Regions from separate parts of the Homo sapiens genome. Here region 1 is linked to region 2. A link is a contact called in ENCODE POLR2A ChIA-PET data. All regions are on one chromosome and are shown on one strand. Each heading gives the region's core, a stretch centred on a gene start or an enhancer-like site at or near the end of the contact. The rest is flanking DNA. Distances are from core to core; before and after follow the strand shown.

Evidence for each region. ChIA-PET counts read pairs that join two places held with the same protein, here RNA polymerase II (POLR2A).
Region 1: POLR2A ChIA-PET joins it to region 2 with 11 read pairs in T-cell. The contact joins two enhancer-like sites. POLR2A ChIA-PET finds 5 or more read pairs at or near these places in 3 of 52 experiments (BJ, HCT116 and T-cell).

What each region holds. Positions count from the first base shown.
Region 1 is chr17:857,499-861,828 of GRCh38, reverse strand. The region is part of intron 1 of NXN (nucleoredoxin); the gene reads left to right. Among named protein-coding and RNA genes, the nearest start is that of MRM3, 77 kb to the right of the region's middle. Within about 2 kb of position 2,933, at least 12 of the 41 ENCODE cell types and tissues checked have a DNase peak (open chromatin) inside an H3K27ac peak, as active enhancers do.
Region 2 is chr17:759,072-763,181 of GRCh38, reverse strand. GLOD4 (glyoxalase domain containing 4) reads left to right here. Exons shown (of 9, transcript NM_016080.4): 9 at 2,944-3,852. The coding sequence ends at 3,009. Among named protein-coding and RNA genes, the nearest start is that of GEMIN4, 8.9 kb to the right of the region's middle. Within about 2 kb of position 2,608, at least 4 of the 41 ENCODE cell types and tissues checked have a DNase peak (open chromatin) inside an H3K27ac peak, as active enhancers do.

The DNA of each region.
Region 1 (4,330 bases), core at 1,684-4,183, 98 kb before region 2:
AAAGAGCCCCTCATGTTCTTCCACTCCATTTTTTAGTATCATTTCAGACTCATGGATTAAAAAAAAAAAAATCTATTGCTGTAGCTTATTAAATTCACTATTTTTTACCGTATCCCAAATTTGGTAAGTAGGAGTCTTTTCAAGATGGCTCTTGAGTCTTTTAACATGTTCCCAGCATCGTGTAAGCATTTGCTTGCTTTTCTGGCACTCAGTGAGACGTTCAGGCTCAGCTTGGCCTCTCCCTCCCCTAGTCTTGGAATCAGCTCTTCCTCTGAGAAATCCTCCTTCCCTTTGGTGGAGGGATGGTCCTTAGAAACCAACATCTGGTCATGAAGTGTGTTCCTTGCTGGGCCTCTCACTGCCTCTAGCCACTTTCAATAGAAAGAGCAAAGAATGGTCAGGCGCGGCGGCTCACGCCTGTAATCCCAGCACTGTGGGAGGCCGAGGTGGGCGGATCACCTGAGTTCAGGAGTTCAAGACCAGCCTGGCCAACATGGTGAAACCCCGTCTCTACTAAAAACAGAAAAATTAGCCGAGCATAGTGGCACTTGTTTGTAACCCCAGCTACTCAGGAGGCCGAGCCACACAAATCACTTGAACCCAGGAGGCGGAGGTTGCAGTGAGCCGAGATGGTGCCACTGCATTCCAGCGCAGGCGACAGAGTGAAACTGTGTCTCAAAAAAAAGAAAGAGCTGAGAAATTTAAATGTGTTTTAAAATCTTGAGTTGATACTGATATGTTGCACTCAGAACCAGCTGCCCAGGGCCCTTCCTTACTTCCCCAGTCCGTATCTGTGTTCCTCTCATCCCACTGTGATAACCTTGTTTACAGATTTGCAACATCCGTAATCATGGCCAGCAGTGATCCTAACAAGTCAAGTTCAAACTTTCTTTTCAGTTCTTTTTGTCCTTAGATCACATCCAAGAAAGGAGGAATAGTCAGAGAGCTAGATCCAAAAGTCACTTAAATTATTTGCCTTTTTGTCTAGATAGGTAATAGTTACTATTAGAGTTAGGGTCACATGTTTCTGCTCATATTAAACTTTAGGATTTGCTGTTTGCTCCTACTTTTGACTTGATTTTATTCTTTTAGTAAAAGTAAAATGTTTACGAGGTTCAAAAGTCAAAACTATGCAGGCCGGGCGCGGCGGCTCACGCCTGTCATCCCAGCACTTTGGGAGGCCAAGGTGGGTGGATCACCTGAGGTCAGGAGTTCAAGACCAGCCTGGCCAGGATGGCGAAACCCTGTCTCTATGGAAAATACAAAAATTAGCCGGGCGCGGTGGCTCACGCCTGTCATCCCAGCACTTTGGGAGGCCAAGGTGGGTGGATCACCTGAGGTCAGGAGTTCAAGACCAGCCTGGCCAGGATGGCGAAACCCTGTCTCTATGGAAAATACAAAAATTAGCCGGGCGCGGTGGCTCACGCCTGTCATCCCAGCACTTTGGGAGGCCAAGGTGGGTGGATCACCTGAGGTCAGGAGTTCAAGACCAGCCTGGCCAGGATGGCGAAACCCTGTCTCTATGGAAAATACAAAAATTAGCCGGGCGCGGCGGCACACGCCTGTCATCCCAGCTACTCAGGAGGCTGAGGCAGGAGAATCACTTGAACCCAGGAGGCGGAGGTTGCAGTGAGCTGAGATCAGGTCACTGCCCTCCAACCTAGGCAACAGAGCAAGACTATGTCTTAAATAATAATAATAATAATAATAAATTTTTTAAAGTTAAAAGTATATAACATAATATACAAAGAGAAGGCTCACTTTCACTGCCGGGAGTGAGCGTTTTCCTTAGCTTCTGACTCACCCTTTCCAACTTCCTTACTGCAGAAGTAACCCACACCTCTCTGCCCTGGGCCCTTTGCTTGATGCTTACAAAGGAAGGGTCTGAGATGCTGGTTCTCAGGATCGGCTATGACCAGAGGAGACACATTAGAACAGATTGGAGTTCCTGCTCTTCCCTCTGTTAATTTGCTCGGTTTTGCCTGTTGTTTAGTCACCTATGAAAAGTCAGAGTACCCCGTGGAGGACAGGGAAGGGGTGTCTGGAACGGCCTGAGGGCCAGGCCTTTCAGAGAGAAGGAAGCAGCCTGAGTTTGGTTTGGATGGTCCATTGAATCGCGTTTGATGGGAGTGGAGCTGACTGTGGTGTCCCCAGAGCAGATCTGGGATCCGTGAAACAGGTCGTGACAGAGCAGATCAGTTGTTTCTCTGGCAGGCCCGTCCGTGCAGCTGTTGTTTTGTATTTGAGTAGTTTGCGTTTCCCTTTCCTTTTCATACAAGATTATCTGGTCCTAATCCCCTCCCTCCTGCATAAGGGTTGCTGGGAACCATTTTTTTTTCTTTTGAATAAACGTCTTGGGGAAGTCAACTTTTCACATTTGTTGTTGTTCTTTACTTGACATTAAGGAGCTTTTATAAGCAATTAAAACTAGGAGAAAACCCAAACCAAAAATTTCCCCTAAACTCCCCGTGACCTCAGTCGGAATCGCTCCAGTATTCCTGGTCTTAACTCCTTTGGTGAATTTAGAGAGCGACTCTTTATTCCACTTCCAAACGACCGCTTTGAACTATCGGTCAGCGTGGATAAACACATCTCAGGGAGGGGGCCCATGAAATATGGTTGTGGGCTCAGACTGAGAAGGCCTCATTTTCAAACTAGAGCTGGACGGGAAACTGCATCTGAAAGTATTTCCTGGAATAGCTTGCTCCGTTTCTTGAGTGGCAAGTTTTTTTGGTAAAGATACTCTCCCAGACAGTGGAGGTGCCATGGCCTTCGAACCAGATCCTTCCAATAGTAAATCATGTTGTCAGTTCCTCCTTGGTGGATGGGATCCATTTGTATCATGCCAGAGAGCCTTCAAAGTAGGGTCAAGAAACCCAGAAAATTGGCCCCTGCCTGCTCTTGGCTGGCTATGGGATAGAAAGAGAAGCCTGAGGGCAATCGAGCAAATTAACAGAGTGAGGGAAGAGCAGGAACTCCAATCTGTTCTAACAAGTTTCCTCTGGTCATAGCTGATCCTGAGAACCAGCATCTCAGACCCTTCGTGTGTAAGCCGTAGGGCTGTTTTCTTTTTTTCTTTCTTTCTTTCTTTTTTTTTTTTGAGACGGAGTCTCGCTCTGTCACCCAGGCTGGAGTGCAGTGGCGCGATCTTGTCTCACTGCAACCTCCGCCTCCCAGGTTCACACACAGGCTGCTGTCTCAGCCTCCCCAGCAGCTGGGACTACAGGCGCCCGCCACCATGCCAGGCTAATTTTTTTGTATTTTTAGTAGAGATGGGGTTTCACCGTGTTAGCCAGGATGGTCTCGATCTCCTGACCTCGTGATCTACCAGCCTCAGCCTCCCAAAGTGCTGAGATTACAGGCGTGAGCCACCGCGCCCAGCCTGTAGGGCTGTTTTCTATAGCTCAGCCGTCCAGTATCACCTTTGTGGTTCTTTCATGTCAATACCAGCTATATTACCATTTACTTACATTTTTCTTTAAATATACTCATTTTAAAAATTTAGATTTAGGCTGGACGTGGTGGCTCATGCCTGTAATCCCAGCACTTTGGGAGGCCAAGGCGGGTGGATCCCTGGAACTCAGGAGTTCAAGACCAGCCTGGCCAACATGGCAAAACCTCATCTCTATAGAAAAAATACAAAAATTAGCCGCAACATGGTGAAACGTCGTCTCTACACAAAAATACAAAAGTTAGCCAGGTGTGGTGGTGCATACCTGTGACCCCATTACTCGGGAGGCTGGGGTGGGAGGATCACTTGAGCCTGGGAGGTCGAGGCTGCAGTGAGCCAAGATTGCGCCACTGCACTCCAGCCTGGGGCGACAGAGCGAGACCCCATCTCAAAAAAAAAAAAAAAAGATTTATATCTTTGGTTAAAAAGGAAGATGAGCAGGTGTTAGAGAAACGTTAGTAATTTATTGACATCAAAGCAAGACTCTTCTCTTAAAGTAATTGGAAGGACCGAAAGAAAACTACAAAAGGAATAACCTTCTCACTCTTCTATTCAGTGTTATTTAGTGAGGGATACTCGTGCCACCTAGAGGAGGTCTCTACCAGGTATCGGTGAAGAATTCCACTTAGAGGATGCTTGCCCCCTGCCCTATTTTGATGGCCCTGGTGATATCTGGGATGGTGGTGACCATTGAGAAAGAGAGCTACAGCTTTTATGCTCAGCTTTTTAGAATATTCTTGAAAACTGAAGGTTTCACGGTAGTTTTAGGTATGTCTTAAACAAATCCTTAACTTCAGCTTTAGAATAGTTGGTGTTTAGGCTGGGTGTGGTGTCTCACACCTGTAATCCCAGCACTTTGGGAGCCAAGGCAGGCAGATC
Region 2 (4,110 bases), core at 1,359-3,858:
AGACGGAGTCTCGCTCTGTCGCCCAGGCTGGAGTGCAGTGGCGTGATCTCGGCTCACGGCAAGCTCCGCCTCCCGGGTTCACACCATTCTCCTGCCTCAGCCTCAGCCTCCCGAGTAGCTGGGACTACAGGCGCCCACCACCACACCTGGCTAATTTTTTTGTATTTTTAGTAGAGACGGGGTTTCACCGTGTTAGCCAGGATGGTCTCGATCTCCTGACCTCGTGATCCGCCTGCCTCGGCCTCCCAAAGTGTTGGGATTACAGGCGTGAGCCACCGCGCCCAGCCACATTCTCTGATTCTTAATATAACCTGCAAGGTTGATAGCATCAGCCTTTGCAAATGAGGAAACCGAGGCTAAGAATGAGTAAGTCATTGGCCCTCACCCTTGAATACCATACACTGAGTAAGTGGCAGGCAGGGGCCTGGATGGTGATGAAATTATTCCCCTTCATCCCTGAAGATCACGCACTGAGTAGGTGCAGGCCGGGGCCTGGATGGTGATGAAATTATTCCCCTTCATCCCTGAAGATCACACACTGAGTAGGTGCAGGCAGGGGCCTGGATGGTGATGAAATAATTATTCCCCTTCATCCCTGAAGATCACGCACTGAGTAGGTGCCGGCCGGGGCCTGGATGGTGATGAAATTATTCCCCTTCATCCCTGAAGATCACGCACTGAGTAGGTGCCGGCCGGGGCCTGGATGGTGATGAAATTATTCCCCTTCATCCCTGAAGATCACGCACTGAGTAGGTGCAGGCCGGGGCCTGGATGGAAGCCTTTCAGGCTTTACAGTTAGTCCTTTTTCTTCCTCTGCGCCCTGCTCCCTCCCTGGACAGTACAGCGTGTCTGTGATCCCAGTTGTTCACGCTGGAATCCTCAGAGCCAGTTTTGGTGTTATTTTGTTGTGTTTTGTTTTTTAACATTTAATAGTCGTTTTAGATTTACAGACAGTCACTTTTGACCATTATTTCTCCTCATCCTTAAATTATTTTAGCTATTAGTCACCAAGAGCTGTGAGTTCTACCTCTGAAATGTCTTCTGCCTATCAGCTTTCCCTTTGAAAGGCCTCATTGTCAACTTACGGTCTGTCCCAAAGCAAACAGCCAGTAATTTTTAAAACCGTTTAATCCGATAGCTCTCTCTTGCCTCTGAGATAAATTTCAAACTCTCTGACAGAGCATGTGACATTTTTGGACATTCTCTACCCTCTGACCTTCTTTCCCACCTGCCTCCCTAAGTCCCCTAACTCATCCCTATTCCAGTCCCACTGAACTGGTTATATTAGCTAAGATACTTCTTCTTGCATCCAACCCAAAGGGTTTTTTCCCTCTCCTCTTTTACTTGTCCTTCAACACTTAAAAGCTTTCTTAGGTTCAGCCGGGCGCGATGGCTCACCCCTGTAATCCCAGCACCTTGGGGGACCAAGGCGGGTGGCTCACCTGAGGTCAGGAGTCCCAGACCAGCCTGACCAACATGGTGAAACCCTGTCTCTACTAAACACAAAAAATTAGCCAGGCACGGTGGTGTACGCCTGTAATCCCAGCTACTTGGGAGGCTGAGGCAGGAGAATCACTTGAACCCAGAAGGCAGAGGTTGCAGTGAGCCGAGATGGCGCCGTTGCACTCCAGCCTGGGCGACAAGAGCAAAACTCCATTTCAAAAAAGAAAAAAAGCTTTCTTAGGTTCTCCAAATAATTTAGTTGTTCTTTCCTCCCACTTTTTATGGCTCCTAAAAGACAGAAACGTGCATATTTGTGACTTGTGGTTTTTTTAAGCATATCTTTGATTTTTAAATTCTTATTTTCATCAAGATAATAAATCAGATAGTACTAAGATTTTTTAGAAATGAAACGGTCCAACTCTGAGTCACACTACCTAGGACAGCCACTTTCACCTTCACTGTTTCTAAATAATAAATATATTTGTTTCTTCTTTTTCAATTGCCACCTCATCTTGTGACTTCCTGCTGAGGTAGATATTATAGCAAATGCTTCAAGACACACACATGCGTACACACACTCTGTCATGCAAAATACTTGTTTCCATATCTGAGTTCTCAGCTGTTCTGCACACTCCTCAAAGCTTCCGACTGTCTCTGCTGCCACATCTGAACCCAGCGTGGTACCTGGCTCTTTTTGACTACATAAATGAGTGTTTGTCCTTACTAAACAACGAAAGGGATGCTTGTGGAACCAAAACATTATTGTTAAGGCTTTGTATTATTCATTTATTTTTATTTGTATCTGTATGTATGTATATGAGACGGGGTCCCACTCTGTTACACAGGCTGAACTCGAATTCCTGAGCTCACGTGATCCTCTGGCCTCAGCCTCCAAGTGGCTGTGACTATAGGTGTGACCACTGGGCACGGCTTAAGGCTTCCTTTTTAATTAAGATGCCCAAACTAAACAGAACCAACATCAGAAGAGTAGGCCGGGAGGAGACTTACGAAAAAGGAATCATTCCAGGCTTCATCACTAAAACATCACGTAGAGTTTCATATTTGGCCTCACTATCAGACTGAGTTTCATGACACTAAAGATTCTTGAGCGTCTGCCCAGATGCTGTGAGTGGCAGGACTTGCTCTTTTACCAGAGATCCTACCGCCTGGCATGCGGGTCCCTGACCTCGTTGGTCCGCCAGCCACACTTCCTGGCTACAGGCTTGGTTTGCCCTTGACTCTGCCGAGTGAGGATCCACAGTTGCTCATTATCACCAGTATCTCTTGCCTTATTGAACATAACACTCTGTACTGGATTAATACTCTTTAAATGTTAAAAAATTTTTTTTATTTCTCTTCTCTTTTTTTTGGAGCGGGGGTTTGGGTCCTTTTTTTAATGTTAATTTTTTTTATTGTGGTCAGTACAGTGAGATATAAAGTGGGCTATGTCTTTTGTTTTTCAGGCTTGGAGTCAGTGTATATTCTATTTCTATTTTACAGGCAATGGCAGCAGATAAAAGTGACGAGTGGTTTGCCAAACACAATAAACCCAAAGCTTCAGGTTAACGGAAGACATGATGCAGAGCAAGCCTCTGTGATTCCTGCCCAGCACCTGTGAGGCCTGACGTGTCAGTTCCCAATAAATGCTCTTCTGATTTGTTTCCCGTACAGGCAAGGAGGCTTGGGTAGTGCAGATTTGTGTATTTCAATCTTTGAAAGCTCTGATGTAATTTAGAAATGAAATCCAATCATGAGTCCAGGTAGAGAACGCCTGCTGTAATCTACACTGTTGCTGGGACTGCGCATTCTGTATATAACTGTGTTGGATGAGTGACAGATGATTGTCCAGACTAGGACAGCGGCATGAACATGACTTTGGTTGGGATTGCGGATAGTTAGGGTTACCTCTGAATCGTGTAGCTTTTATGAGAGCAGCTGTGCAAGTGAATCCACATTAATGCCTTGTCGTGGTGCCATTCCCAGCGCCTGACGATACGCTCTTCTATTGTCTTATTCTGGCAGGTTTTGACGTTTTAAATTTTTTAAAGAAATTTTATTCCTTGGACCAAAAGGTTTGGTTAACCACCCCCCTCTTACTTGCTTTCACATTTTGAGTGTCCAGAGGAAACAGAAAGGAATGAGTGTGTGACGTTGCTGCACGCCTGACTCTGTGCGAGCTTCTTTCTGTGTATATATTTTGTTTTATTTTTTTCCGTGTATATTTTTAATCCCGACAGAACATCATGTGAGATTTCTTTAAAATGGATTAAACGATTTCTTCAGCCTGAAAAAAAAGGTTTTGAAAATGTTTTCTTGTAGTTTTGTTTGGTTCTAAACAACAAATAGGTTTTAATCACTCGAAATGGAATTATATTGTGTATTCATTGAATAAATTTTTTTTGAAAGTAAGCTTCTGAAATCAAGCTGTGATACCAGTCTCTAAGTCTCATCATGTAAAGTGGTGGCCAGGTTCAGATTTTTAAAAATAAACTTAGGAGATTGGAAGGGATTGACTCAGAGGATCCTGGTTCCCAAAGAACACATAGAGAATTACTTGTAAATCGTAACCTCTGCTTTCCTCCCTTACTGGCAGGGCGTAGGGCATCGAAATTTTGGTTGTATTTGAGCTTATCTTCTTATAGGGGTGATGCTATTATACCTTCACGG